Linked DNA regions of Homo sapiens: region 1 is linked to region 2. A link is an interaction called in ENCODE POLR2A ChIA-PET data of the cell type or tissue named here. Cell type or tissue: Panc1. All regions are shown on one strand. Links, peaks and the distances in the headings refer to the core of each region. The heading gives the core; the rest is flanking DNA. Region 1 overlaps ATP4A (ATPase H+/K+ transporting subunit alpha). Region 2 overlaps RBM42 (RNA binding motif protein 42).

What was found. ChIA-PET counts read pairs that join two places held together with the same protein. Peaks named below come from ENCODE experiments on the same cell type or tissue, not always from the same donor. Only the 100,000 strongest peaks of a DNase experiment are listed, where the experiment ranks them.
Region 1: POLR2A ChIA-PET joins it to region 2 with 8 read pairs; 14 of 35 experiments call an interaction of 5 or more read pairs at or near these places.

Annotation. Positions count from the first base shown.
Region 1 is chr19:35,553,695-35,560,419 of GRCh38, forward strand. It overlaps ATP4A (ATPase H+/K+ transporting subunit alpha), which reads right to left. Exons shown (of 22, transcript NM_000704.3): 6 at 6,669-6,725; 7 at 6,111-6,379; 8 at 5,299-5,497; 9 at 4,883-4,992; 10 at 4,668-4,802; 11 at 3,961-4,153; 12 at 3,219-3,394; 13 at 1,982-2,118; 14 at 1,746-1,896; 15 at 1,472-1,640; 16 at 1,228-1,382; 17 at 12-135. Among named protein-coding and RNA genes, the nearest start is that of ATP4A, 6.6 kb to the right of the region's middle. RefSeq lists enhancers at 4,242-4,331, 4,401-5,016, 5,471-5,570 and a silencer at 4,592-4,691. In Panc1, for the core only: a CTCF peak has its summit at 2,127 (motif pointing right); a DNase peak (open chromatin) is centred at 4,378; H3K4me3 peaks cover 1,486 bases; H3K27me3 peaks cover 252 bases.
Region 2 is chr19:35,634,990-35,642,696 of GRCh38, forward strand. RBM42 (RNA binding motif protein 42) reads left to right here. Exons shown (of 10, transcript NM_024321.5): 9 at 2,169-2,363; 10 at 2,453-2,696. The coding sequence ends at 2,565. It overlaps ETV2 (ETS variant transcription factor 2), which reads left to right and starts at 6,756. Exons shown (of 7, transcript NM_014209.4): 1 at 6,756-7,167; 2 at 7,445-7,541; 3 at 7,626-7,707. The coding sequence starts at 7,472. RefSeq lists an enhancer at 6,912-7,627. In Panc1, for the core only: no CTCF peak of the experiment used is centred there; no DNase peak of the experiment used is centred there.

The DNA of each region.
Region 1 (6,725 bases), core at 1,274-6,273, 81 kb before region 2:
CGGGCACCCACCAATCTGGAAGTAGGAGTAGGCAGCCAGGGGCTCGTTGACCAATCTGTCACGCTTTGGGTTGCGTGGACGCAGGTGCATGATGTCACTCTCGGCCTTTTCATATGCCAGGGACACAGATGGGAACTGGCCAGGAGTGGAAGGAACTGGGACTGAGGGTTTGGCTGGGCCCTTGTCCCCTCCACTTCGGGTCCCCCTTCCCCCACTTGTGAGCAGGAACAGGACTGAGGTTAGCAGGCAGGACCTGCAGGGACGGCACAGCCACACCAGCCTGGACAGCCTGGGCCCCACTGGCCCCTGGGTGTTGGCATCCTGGTGCCCATCTTCGTAAGAACATCTGCTTTTATCTTCTCCCTCTGTCTCCCTCCCTCTCTTTCTCTGTTCCTCACTCTGTTTCTCTGTCCCTGTCTCCAGTGTAATTCTCTGTGACTGTATCTGCTCTTGTGTATTTCTGTGTCACTCCCTATCTCTGTGTATCTTCAGTCTCTCAGTGTCGCCGTGCCCCTTCATCTGCTTGTGCCTAGAGTGGCAGCAGAGCATACTGACCACGACCACAGGCTGTGGGACCTGTGACTGCTCAAGCTCAAGTCACAGCCGGGCCACTTATTTGCCCAGTGACCTGGGACAATCCACTCTACCTGTCTATGCCTTGATGAGCTCATCAGTAAAGTACGGGTGATAGTAACAAAACTCATCTCATAGTGTGGTTATGAGTACAAAATTAAGGAAATGATGGTGTGTCTGGCCCAGAGAAAGCACTGTGTAAATGTTACCGAATAAATACCTGTCAACACAGCTGCGCCTCTGGCTGCATTCGTGACTGTATCTGTGGTTCTTTTCTGTCTGTCTGCCATGGGGTCTATCTGAGGGGGTTTATTTGTCCGTGTCTGTTTAGGGGCACGTGTCTGTGATTCAAGTTTGGCCAGATACCTGTTCTGTTTCCATCTCTGTCTGAGTATCTGTATCTGAGTCATGTGTGTGCATGGGTCGGCCCGGGCCTACCTGAGTGTCCGCCTGTGTGTGCATGGCTGTATGTCCATTTAGGTCTGTTCACCTGCCTGCCACCCATGTGTCCTGCACTGGCTGTCATTGCACACACAGGTCTTGTCTGTCACTCTGTGCCCAAGAGTGTCTGTGGTGGTCTCTGTCCCTCCTGTCCATCTGCAAGCAAGTGTCTCTGGGCACCCTGTGGATGGGTACCCTGGGCTGTGGACTTACAATGTCAGTGCAGAGTTCGATGAAGAGGATGGTGATGCACCCGAGGGGCAGGGGCACGCTGACGGTGATGTAGATGAGGTAGGGTGTCAGCTCTGGGATGTTCTTGGTCAATGTGTAGGCAATAGACTTCTTCAGGTTGTCGAAGATCAGTCGACCTGTGGGGTAGGGTGGGCACCTCAGCCTCCTCACAGCCCTCTCCCTCCTGTGCCCACACTGCCTGCCCTCCCCCTGGCGTGGCTCGGACCCTGCTCCACGCCTGTCACAATGGAGGCAAAGTTGTCATCCAGCAGGATCATGTCAGCTGCATTTTTGGCAGCATCTGAGCCAGCGATGCCCATGGCTACTCCGATGTCTGCCTTCTTCAGAGCTGGGGAGTCATTCACACCATCCCCCGTGACGGCCACAATCGCACCCTGCAGGCAGTGGGTGCAGGTGGTGGGTGGGTGGTCAGTGAGAGGCCGGTCCAAGACCAGCCCCGCCTGTCTGCCCGCCTGCCCACCCTCATCAGCAGGGCTCACCAGCCGCTGGCAGCTCTCCACGATCACCAGCTTCTGCTGGGGGCTGGTGCGCGCAAACACCATCTCGGGGTGGGTGCGCAGGGCCTCGACCAGTTCCGATGGGTCCATGTCCTTCAGCTGCATGCCATTGATCACACAGGCACGGGCATCCCTGGGGAGGAGATGGGAGGACCTCGCTGGGACCTCGGTCTGTGCCAGATGTGGGGAGAACCCCGGGGAGGTCTGGGGGGGCTTACTTGCGATTAACCTGGTCTACGGGCACACGGAGGCGGGCAGCGATGTCCTCCACTGTCTCGCTGCCTTCCGAGATGATGCCCACACTGGCTGCAATGGCCTTGGCGGTGATGGGGTGGTCACCCGTTACCATGATCACCTGTAGGGGGAACCAGTGGATCACTGACCCCTTCAGATCAGCCCAATCTCCCTGTCCTCCCTGGGAGACATCTGCTGATACACGTGTTCATTTACTTGACCAAGCGTGACCACCTCCTACGTGCCTGGGATATAGCAGAGACAAAAGAGACAAAAATCCCTGTCCTTGAGGAGCTCTAGTGAGGGTGACAGAAAATAAAGAAACGAATTATATAGTGTGTTAGAAAGTGGAAAAAAACATATTAAGCTTGGTGAAGGAAACGGTGACTCGATTTTAAGTGTACCCAGGGAAGGGCTTATTGAGAAGGTGATATCTGAGCAGAGACCTGTAAGAGGTGAGAGAGTCAGCCACGTGGAAAGCTGGGAGAAGAGTGCTCCTGGCAGGGAGAACAGCAGGTGCAAAGGCCCTGAGGTGAGGACAGGCCCGAACTGTCGGAGGAACAGCAGGGAGGACACCATAACTGCAGAGGAGTGAACAAGGAAAGAGGGCTAACGAACAAGCTTAGAAAGGTAACAAGGCCCGATGTAACAGGGCCGTAGAGACACGGGAAGGGCTTGGGCATTGCCTGCCTGGCCTTGGCTTTCCCACCCTTGTTTTGTGTTTGGGGAACCACTCCTCTCCCCTACACCATCAGTTGCAGTGAGGTCCCTGGCTAAGATTGGGTAAGTAAGCCCAGACCTGGCCAATCAAGGTCTTCCATCCCCCAGCCCCAGTGACTGGCTCAGGGATAAATGAGTGACCCAATCCAGTGCTACTGCAAAAGAGGCACTCTCTTTTTGTGGGGTGGCTAAGCAGGTGGGAGTTAAGTTTGAGCTGCTGGAGCAGGGGTGTGTGTGTCCCCAAGTGAAGGGAGTGCCTGCAAATAAAGCCAGCAAAGAGAACAGCAGAGCTGAGACATGGAGAAAGGAAAATTCCTAATGACACTGAGCTCCTGGATCTGGCTAGACCTGAAGCTTAATTCCCCAGAATTTTTCAGTATCATAAACCAATGCATTTTGGTTCAAGCCAGTTTCAGGTGGGTTTGTCATGGGGTTCTTCAACCCAAATCCTGCTGCCATCCTCTGTCCTCACTCCACTTGTTCCTCCCCACAGTGGCATACCCGGATGCCTGCGGTGCGACACTTGAGCACAGCATCAGGGACGGTGGCCCGGGGTGGGTCAATCATGGATACAAGTCCCGCAAAGCAGAGGCCGCTAGATGGAAAGTTCATGGCCTCTACGTCGAAGGCATAGCCAGGCGGGTAGTCCTTCTCATTCAGGTAGAGCTGGCAGAAGCCTGACCGGAAACGGGGAAGTCAGGGAAGAGCCCTGGGCACACCCTTTCTTAGCAGGGCCAGGAAATGGGTAAAATAACCAGGCCCCTTGCACCAAACACCTATGGATGCCTGACCTTGTGCTGACCCCTTCACTCACATTATCTGAATCTACCCTCACAACCACCCTGTGAGGCCCATTCTCATCTTACAGATGAGGAAACTGAGGCTCAGAGAGGGGACATTTCTTGCCAGAGGTCACACAGCAAGTAAAAGGCCCAGAATTGGACCACAGATCTGCTTTCTAGGGTAGAGGCAGCGAAGTTTAAGGCGTCAGGACAAAAATTGGGAGAGGTTAGAGGTCAGGATACGGATAAAAGTCCAGGTGAGGACTGGGGTCAAGGTAGAAAGTGAGGACAGACAGGGGTCAGGACTGGTACAGGGAAAGTCAAGGGTGAGGCTGTGGACTGCGACAAATCAGCCAGCAGCCAGGGATGAGGACGGTCAGGGCTGGGCCGGGAGTGGTGGGCAGGGTCTGTGCTAGCTCCTCCTCGCACCTGGAGTCTCCTCCCCTGCCCAGGGGTCTCACCGAGCACGCGTTCGCCCAGGCCTCCCAGGCTGAGGTAGGCGGTCTGGAAGGCCTCGCGCCACTGCTCGTCCAGCGGCAGCTCCTGGCCCTTGATAAGGATGGAGCTGCAGCGCTCCAGCACGCGCTCGGGGGCGCCCTTCATCACCAGCAAGTGTCGCGGGTCCCGCGGGTCCTCCAGCGTATGGATGGACAGCTGTGGGCGGGGGGGAGAGGCGAGGCTGTGGACGGGGGAACGGGGCGGGGCTGTGGACGAGGGAACGGGGCGGGGCTGAGGAGAGGGGCGGGGCCGAGAGCTCGGTGCGGGCTCTGAGAGCTGCGGGGAAGGGTGAAGGTGGAAGATGGAGGCCTTGTGTGGAGGGGTCCTTGGTAGAAGGTAAGCGTTAAGGCGGGGCTAGGTGCAGATTTGGAGTCCTGGACGCAGGGAATGAACAGAATTAGGGTGCGGAGTTGGGCTGGGGGCGGATTTGGAGAGCGAGGTGCTCCCCATGGACAGTCCCGCCGAGGAGAAGCTGTGGGCGGGGCTGGGTGGTGGGCGGGGCCTTGCCTCTGGTGGACGGGGCCATAGGCGGAGCGGGAGATGGGGTGGGGTTTGGCTGCGGAGAGAAGGGGCAAGGAGCGAAGCCCCTCGTGGCCCGCTGATGTGGGTGTGGCCTGGGGCGGGGCCCGAGGTGGGCGGGCCCAGGCCGTGGGCGGGGCCGGCTGCGCACCTGGAACTTGTTGGTGGAGTTGAAGGGTATCTCGCAGACTTTTGGGAAGCGGTCCCGGTAGCCCATGGCGTTGCCCAGCGTCAGCTCCGAGAACTTGAGCAGCGCCGTCTCCGATGCGTCTCCAATCACGATGCGCTGGGAGCGGGGACCGGTGTCAGGGGCGAAGCCGGCTACACCAGCCTCCCGGGATTCCCTGGAGGCCCCCTGGCTCTCACCTTGGGCACAGGCACTGCATCCTGGCCGGACTTGAAGGCGGCGCGGTTGCACAGGGTGAGCACCCGGCACAGCGCCCGCCACGTCTCCGAGGACTGGTCAAACGTCTGCCCTGCAGACCAGGCGTCCAGGCTGGGTCCCGCACGGCGGCTCTCCCGGACCAGAACCGAGCCCCCTCCTCCTAGGCTCATATCGCGGGCCCCCTCCCCAGACCTGGGTGGAATTGGGTTCCACCCAACCCTGAGGGACCCAGCCCCCGGATGACCCTTCCCTCTAGACCCGGTAGCGAGTCTCCTTTGAGACCTGGAGCCGAGCCGCCCCGCCTTCGTACAAAGCCCTCCCTACCTCCCTATCCCTCTTCAGGTCTCCACCATCCACCAGATCCTGCCCTGGCGCCTGTGCCCTCCCTCCCCCACACCTGACTGGTCTTCCGTGGTGTCAGCTGTGTGGATGTGGTTGTCAAACCACAGATGGGACACAGTCATGCGGTTCTGAGTGAGAGTCCCTGTCTTGTCCGAGCAGATCACCGAAGTGGAGCCCAATGTCTCCACCGCCTCCAGGTTCTTGACCACGCAGTTCTTACTGGCCAGGCGCTTGGCTGTCAGGGACAGGCAGACCTGGGGAAGGGGTGAGCACCGCAGGCTGGGGACCCACCCTGGCTTCCAGTCCTCTTCCCCGCGTCAAAGAACGGGGAAGGCTTTACCCCAGCCGCGGGGCTGCGTGTGCAACGTGCTTCTGCAAACACCAGGTGTTTTCTTGGCCCCAGCTTTTGTTCAGCCAGTGCTTTGTTTGGGACTCCTTCCCCAGTCTGCCCAGATACAGTAGCGAGGCCCCTCTCTGAGCTGTCCCAGCCGAGGTTCTGAAAATTCTCTTCACACAATCAAAATGAGAAGAGGAACCTTCCCCGCACCTCCCTGGGGACTGGTCTGGAGCTGGGTGCTGACTGTGGAAGGTCTGGTGACATGCTGGCTGCCTGCACAGGACATCAGCCTCTTCCAGTTAAGGACCCGGCCTCGTCATCTCTGCGCCCTCAATGTGTGGCACAGGACTTGCCCCAGGGTTGCCTCGGGAAGGACTTGCTGAATGAGTGGATGATGGGAAGGCAGGAGAATGGATGGGAGCTAAGTGGACAGATAGACAGGCAGGGAGGTGATGGGGGAAATGTGGAGGAAAGAACAGATGGTTGAGCAGGCCCCTCAGCTCCCTGCATCCCCGCCTGCCCCCACTCACTGTGACAGTGGCCAGCAGCCCCTCAGGCACATAGGCCACCACGATGGCCATGAAGAAGACCATGGCCCGCAGGAAGGTGTAGCCAATGCACATGGCCACAATAAAAAATGTGGCACCGAAGAGAATGGCCAGGCCCGCGATGATGTCCACAAAATGCTCGATCTCGATAGCGATGGGTGTCTTCTCGTTTTCCACCCCCGACGCCAGCGATGCGATGCGCCCAATGATGGTGCGGTCGCCCGTGTTCACCACCAGGCCCTGCACGGTGCCTGCAGGGGGGCCAAGGCGCGACTCAGGGATAGGGGGCGGCAGTGGGGTGTGCACTGCCGTGTGAGCTGAAGGACAGCCAGTCACTGCCAGTGGAGGATGTGACCTGGGAGAGGGTAGTGACAGTGGGAGACAGAGAAGCAGTGTGCCCTGGGGAGGTGGCAGTCACGGGGAGGTGGCAGTCATGCAGGAGAGAGACAGGGAGGCTGAAGCCCCCTGTCCTAGAAGATAGCAGGAGAGAGGCCAGTGGAGGCAGCAGTTACTGGGCAGGCAGGCGGGGGCTTCACAGACCCTCAAGGCACATGGTGGAGAAGAAGGCGATGTTGCGGGTCTCCAGAGGGCTCTCGT
Region 2 (7,707 bases), core at 1,023-6,022:
TCTAAATATCTCAGTATTTATCTCCTAAGAAAAGAGATATTTTGGCCAGGCACGGTGGCTCACACCTGTAATCCCAGCACTTTGGGAGGCGGAGGCAGGTGGATCACTTGAGGTCAGGAGTTCAAGACCAGCCTGGCCAACATGGTGAAATCCCGTGTCTCTAAAAATACAAAAAAATTAGCCAGGCTTGGTGGGAGGCACCTATAATCCCAGCTACTCGGTTGGCTGAGACAGGAGTATCGCCTGAACCCAGGAGGCAGAGGTTGCAGTGAGCCGAGATCAGGCCACTGCACTCTAGCCTGGCAACAGAACAAGACTCCATCTCAAAAAAAAAAAAAAAAAGAAAAGAGATACTTTTTGCATATCATAATACTATTATCAAGTCTAAGAACATTAACTAATTCGGTATCTTCTTTTCAGTTTATATTCGTATTTCCCTAGGTGTCCCAAAACTCTGTTAGAACTATTAATGTTTTTGCCCTGAACCAGCATGCATGCAGTTTTATGTCCTTCAATTATATCTTTTTTTTTTTCTTTTTTTTTTTTGAAACGGAGTCTTGCTCCATCGCCCAGGCTGGAGTGCAGTGGCGCAATCTCGGCAGCTCACTGCAACCTCCACCTGCCAGGGTCAAGTAATTCTCCTGCCTCAGCCTCCCGAATAGCTGGGACTACAGGCGCGCACGACCATGCTTGGCTAATTTTTGGTATTTTTAGTAGAGACGGGGTTTCACCATGCTGGCCAGGCTGGTCTCGAACTCCTGACCTTGTGATCCGCCTGCCTCAGCCTTCCAAAGTGCTGGGATTACAGGCATAAGCCACCACGCCCAGCCTCGATTATATCTTAATAAGAACGGTCTCTTTCCTGCCTCTTTGTTTTGTACATATTTTTTGAAGTGTCCAGGGCAGTTGTCATGTATGATGTCCCACCTTCTGAGTTTGTCCGGTTGTTTGCTCCTGGCATTGCCTAACTTGTGCTTAGAGTGTCCCATATCACAGACGCCATGGGGCAGCCGTGCAATGGCTGAGGAAGGAGATGGACCCCTCCTGCTTCAGTGTTTGACTTCCACCCCCTCTCCTGGGACCGTCTACCTGGCCCAGAGAAGACCCTAGCTCTGTGACCTTGGGCAAGTCACTTAGCCTGGTTTTGTTTTGTTTCTTCTTTTGTTTTTTTTTTTTTTCTTTTTTTTGAGACAGAGTCTCGCACTGTCACCCAGGTTGGAGTGCAGTGGTGTAATCTTGGCTCACTGCAGCCTCCGCCTCCTGGGTTGAAGCAATTCTCCCACCTCAGCCTTCCGAGTAGCTGGGATTACAGGCACCCACCACCACACCCAGCTAATTTTTGTATTGTTTAGTAGAGATGGAGTTTCACCATGTTGGTCAGGCTGGTCTTGAACTCTTGAGCTCAAGTCATCCACCTGCCTCAGCCTCCCAAAGTGCTGGGATCACAGGCGTGAGCCACTGTGCTTGGCTCACTTAGCCTTTTAAGCCTCATATTCCTCATCCCCTCCCTTGTGGGGACAGGGATTCATTGGGACAGAGCATGTTCAGTGGAAGCACAGGCCCAACTCAGAGGCAGCATGAGAATGTCAGCTGGGTGCAGCCATGGCGGAGGAGCAGGCAGCATGTCCAGGTCTCAAGGGGGAGTTAGGGCAGGCCTTGCCAAGGAAGCAGGGCTGAGGAAAGATGAAGCCCATGTTCCTGAGGTGCCATGACGGGCAGCCAGTGGGTGACAGGGGTCCAGGGGACCAAGGGACACCAAGGCTCAGAGGAAAGGCCAGGGCTAGGGCAGAGTTAAGGGTGTTACTACAGGAATGAGTGAGGTGGCCCTGGGGTGGGGAGGGCAGTGCAGTTCAAGGTTAAAAGTAAGGACTGGAGCCAGATGCCTGAGCTCTTGTCTTAGCTCTGCCGCTTCCTGCTTGTGTCACTGTGGGCAGTGACTTCACCTCTCTGTGCCTCAGTGTAAAAGCATGGTTGGGAGTGCCAGAAATGGAAACACCCCTCCAGGTGCCAGCAGAGCTCCTGGCGCAGGGTCAGTAGGTGTTGACCATTATTACTAAGAGGTCCCTAGGCAGAGACTAGATACCTCCGAAAAGGTGGGATCGTTCAGACAAGGTAGACACTGGGCAAGGCCTCTGCATCCTCTGATGTCATCTCTTCCCCATCCCCAGATGACTTCCGGATCTTCTGTGGGGATCTGGGCAATGAGGTGAACGATGACATCTTGGCACGCGCCTTCAGCCGCTTCCCATCCTTCCTTAAGGCCAAGGTGATCCGTGACAAGCGCACAGGCAAGACCAAGGGCTACGGCTTCGTCAGCTTCAAGGACCCCAGCGACTACGTGCGCGCCATGCGTGAGATGAATGGTGGGTGCGGCCTCCCCTGGGAACTGCAGGCGCGGCAGGCGCTGGCCTAAGCCTGACCCGAGCCTGCCTTGAACCCTCTGTCTCCACAGGGAAGTATGTGGGCTCGCGCCCCATCAAGCTTCGCAAGAGCATGTGGAAGGACCGGAATCTGGACGTGGTCCGCAAGAAGCAGAAGGAAAAGAAGAAGCTGGGCCTGAGATAGGGTCTGTGGCCAGGCACCCGCTCCCACCTGGCCGGGCGCTGGCTCCTCCCTCAGTTCTCTTTGGAAAACCCCCAGCTGTCCACCCATCCCCTGCCCCAAAACCAGTTTCAATAAATTTACGTTCATTTCCACCCCTGGCTGGGCATGGAAGCACGCTGTGGGGAGCAGGGCTTGGCTTCCCCACAGCTGGAAATGGCGGGGAGCCTTGAGAGTTTACCCAGGCAAACACCCAGGCGGGGGCTTCTGAGCCCTTCCTGCGCACCCATTCCCTCTTCAAACCTCTTCCACACATGCTGAGTGCTGCTTATTCCAGAGGAGAAAGGGGGGCCAATGGCAAGGGTGAAGCCAAGCTGAGGCCCATCCCCGTGTCCTGGCTACTTCCTGTGTTCTCAGCACCAAGGTAGGAGATCTAGGCCCTTCCCTTCTGGAGCTCACAGGCTTCTAGGCCCTCTTCCATCCAGCAGACTCTCACCAAGGGTCTGAACAGTGCTTGAGGACACAATGGTGACTAAAAGTCCTGGGCCCTGCACCGTTAGAGCTCAAGGTCCAGTGCAGAAAATAGGCCCGGTGCCCTGACGATAAGAGCCCAGAGTGGTCAGGGCAGGATGGGGGCGCTGACCTGTGGGTGAGGGGGCCCTTCCTGAAGGAACCGTCCACCCCCAAGTCTCCTCTGGGGCTTTCCAGCTTCTCCAGTCTGCCATGCCCAGCCAGCTCACCATGCTCTAAGTCTCGGTGGGCACCTCTATCTCTGTCTCTGTGGGTACCCCTCCATTTCTTGTCTCTAAGCTTCTATATCCCTGTTGGTCTCTGTTCTCTCCCTTGGAGCTGGGAAATGAAAAAGGAGGAGAGACCCACAGATAGAGAGAACAGAGACTTGGGGTCTGTTCCCCTCTCTTCCCAGCTCCAAGCTGGCCTCTGCCTGTCTGAAGAGGTGTCTGTGCAGGGCCTTGAATGCCAGGCTGAGGGCTTAAGCTTTACGCAGAAGGCAGCAGCAAGCCCCAAAAAGCTGAGAAAATTCAAGCAGCAGCAAGGTCCTGGGCAGCACAGATGTGCGCTGTAGAAAGGGCCCTGTGACCGGCTGGGTGCGGTGGCGCACGCCTGTAATCCCAGCACTTTGGGAGGCAGGCAGATCACTTGAGGTCACGAGTTCGAGACCAGCCTGGCCAACATAGTGAAACCCTGTGCCTACTGAAAAATACAAAAATTAGTTGGGCGTGGTGGCGGGCACATGTAGTCCCAGCTACTTGGGAGGGCTGAGGCAGGAGAATCGCTTGAACCTGGTAAAAGGAGGTTGCAGTGAGCTGAGATCGCGCCACTGCACTCCAGCCTTAGTGACAGAGTGAGATTCTGTCTCAAAAAAAAAAAAAAAAAAACGCCCTGCGACCACCACTGTGGCTGGAAGTCTAGAAGGCTGGGGCAGGGACTGGGCCAGAGGAGGGAGATGGCAGGTTTGAGTATGGGGAGGAGTGGAGGGTCTCCCAGGGACACAGCCATCGGAACCCTCCATTAGGAGGGAGCAGGTTGGGCAGGACTTTGTGGGGCATAAGTCGGGGGATGGACAATACCAAGGCCTCTCAGGGACCGAGGTCCCCCAGGAGAGGTGTCGAATTTCTCCTGTTCCTGTCTTCCCCGCCTTACTGCCCCCTCTCTGACGTCACATTTTCCAGTCTGGTCAGAGGGTGAGAGCCTCCCTGGCAGGAAGTGCCCTTTAGCCCCCTGCCACCTGGGCCAGACCACCCAGCCCCAGGATCCTCAAAGCCCCTTCCCCCCATCACTAGTCTTTTCTACCCCTGACCCCCCTTGTACTGACAGCAAGCATAGGGTCACGGGAGGAGATGGGAAGAGAGGATGGCTCCAGAAAGGACGCTTCCAAATGCATGTGATTCTCACTTCCAAGTGGGAGCAGAACAGCAGGTACACGTGGACATGCAGAGTGGGGTAACAGGCACTGCAGACTCCAAAAGGTGGGAGCGTGGGGGAAGCTGAACAGTTACCAGTTGGGTACGTTGCTCACCATTCGGGTGCACTAAAGGCCCAGGCCAGTATACTGGATATACTGACATATATCCAGTAAGGAATCTGCACTTGTACCCCCTAAATGTTTATCTTTTTTTTTAATGCACACAAGTCTTCCTGAGAACAAGAAGAGACACACACACATAGAATGTGGCAAGCAGAGGTAGAGATGGCGCTGTGAGCAGGAGGCTCAGAGGCAGAGATGAGAACCATCAGAGACTGTGCAGTGGGAAGGGGGACGGGGAGAAAACCAAGAGACAGATGGAGACGGACAAGGAGATGAGATAGGAACACTCAAAGACAGATGGGGAGGGACAGAGATGTCAGAAGAGACCAGGTGACAAAGCCTCACTGGAGTCAGGCCCGTGGCAACAGAGACCCAGCTTTAGATATGCCAACCTGAAGAAAGAGGGCAGAGAGACATGGAGAGACAGACAAGAGGCCAGCTTCAAGGATGGGAAGCCAGGACTCCCTTCAGGCCTCCGCGCTGGACGGATAGAGGGACCAGTGATGCTCCAGGGCTCTGTGGCTTACCCCACACTGATTCCAATCCCAGTCCCACTCCCACTCCATGGGACCCCCGGTTTACTTTACTGTAAAATGGAAGGAGGAGCAATGCCACCCGCTCTCCAGAACGGCAAGTAGTTAATGATCAAGAGGCTGGGCTGGGGACTGGAAGATGCCGATATGCAAAAGTTATTTTTAATGGTAAATATTACATACTTATTAAAATACAGCAGGATGGCTGGGCACGGTGGTGGCTCATGCTTCTAATTACAGCACTAAGGCTAAGGCAGGTGGATAGCTTGAGGCCAGGAGTTTGAGACCAGCCTGGCCAACATGGCAAAACCCCATCTCTACTAAAAATGCAAAAATTAGCCTAGGCATGGTGGCTCACGCCTGTAATCCCAGCACTTTGGGAGACCGAGGCAAGTGGATCACTTGAGGTCAGGAGTTCGAGACCAGCCTGGCCAACATGGCAAAACCCCATCTCTACTAAAAATGCAAAAAATTAGCCGGGCATGGTGGTGCTTGCCTGTAATCCCAGCTACTTGGAAGGCTGAGGCACCAGAATTGCTTGAACCCGGGAGGCAGAGGTTGCAGTGAGCTGAGATCGCACCACTGCACTCCAGCCTGGGCGACAGAGTGAGACTCCATCTCGAAAAATATTTTATATATATATAGGACACCCAGTTATTGAATTTTACGTGAACAATTTTATAGTTTAGGTATGTCCTAAATATTTCATGTATGTATGTATATGTTACATGTATAGCTGTGGTTTTTTGTTGTTTTTTGCTGAATTATTTGAGCAAGTTACAGACTTTTTTTTTGTTGTTTCTTTTTTTGAGATGAAGTTTCGCTCTTGTTCCCCAGGCTGGAGTGCAATGGCATGATCTTGGCTCACTGCAACCTCCATCTCCCTGGTTCAAGCAATTCTCCTGCCTCAGCCTCCCGAGTAGCTGGGATTACAAGCACCCGCCACCACGCCTGGCTAATTTTTTGTATTTTTAGTAGAGACAGGGTTTCACCATGTTGGACAGGCTGATCTAGAACTCCTGACCTCAGATGATCCACCCGCCTCAGCCTCCCAAAGTGCTGGGATTACAGGCGTGAATCACCGCGCCCAACCACAAGTTACAGACATTATAACATTTCATCTCTGAGTTCATTTTCTAAATGATATCTTTCCTCCTGAATACCATTATCAAATCTAAGAAAAGAATTCTATGATATTTCATATTCAGTTCATACTCCAGTTTCCCCAATTGTCCTAAACTATTACAGCGCGGAAGGGCATGGGGTCTGGAGAAGGAGAGCAGTGGGAGGATGCCTGCCTTACCTTCCCCCTTCATCAAATGAGAGTATGTATTGTACTTGCCTCATAGAAGGATTCAATGAAGGGGTATGGCACAGTTGGTTTCACACAATGAGCCCTCATTTAATGTTGGCCGTTATTGCTACTATTGTTATTGTTGAAATTGTTGATGTCAATATTGCTATGATTGGCACTCCTGGGAAGCAGCCCCAGGACGCCCTCCCTACTGGGCCTGGTGGAGGATTGGGTGGGCCTTCACTCCTGCTCCACGCCCCCGCAGTTACTCTGCCGATTGTGACGTCAGCTGACGCTGGGGGCGGGTGGGGGAATCTGGCCGGAAATCCCTCTTCCTGTTGCAGATAAGCCCAGCTTAGCCCAGCTGACCCCAGACCCTCTCCCCTCACTCCCCCCATGTCGCAGGATCGAGACCCTGAGGCAGACAGCCCGTTCACCAAGCCCCCCGCCCCGCCCCCATCACCCCGTAAACTTCTCCCAGCCTCCGCCCTGCCCTCACCCAGCCCGCTGTTCCCCAAGCCTCGCTCCAAGCCCACGCCACCCCTGCAGCAGGGCAGCCCCAGAGGCCAGCACCTATCCCCGAGGCTGGGGTCGAGGCTCGGCCCCGCCCCTGCCTCTGCAACTTGAGCCTGGCTGCGACCCCTGCTCTGACGTCTCGGAAAATTCCCCCTTGCCCAGGCCCTTGGGGGAGGGGGTGCATGGTATGAAATGGGGCTGAGACCCCCGGCTGGGGGCAGAGGAACCCGCCAGAGGTGAGCGATGAACTGAGGACTAGATGCCTGGGTGTCTGGGTTAGGAAGGACCTGGGGGACTAGACTCCCAAGAAGCCGGGGGCCTGGACTCCTGGGTCTAACAGAGGAAGAGAGCTGGGGTCCCTCACTCCCAGGACCAAGATTTTAGGCTCCTGGGGAAGGAGGGAGCGGAGGCCTGGACTCCTGGCTCTGAGGGAAGCTAGGGCTGGGGCCCAGACTCCAGGGCCTCCAAGTGTCACCAGCTCACCCATTGCCATCTGGACTTTTCCCGACCCAGAACATTCAGAAGGCCTTCATCGCATCCATGGACCTGTGGAACTGGGATGAGGCATCCCCACAGGAAGTGCCTCCAGGGAACAAGCTGGCAGGGCTTGGTAGGCTGCCGAGGCTGCCACAACGTGTGTGGGGAGGGTGTCCAGGTGGGGCCTCTGCTGACCCTAACCCCTTATCGCCTGCAGAAGGAGCCAAATTAGGCTTCTGTTTCCCTGATCTGGCACTCCAAGGGGACACGCCGACAGCGACAGCAGAGACATGCTGGAA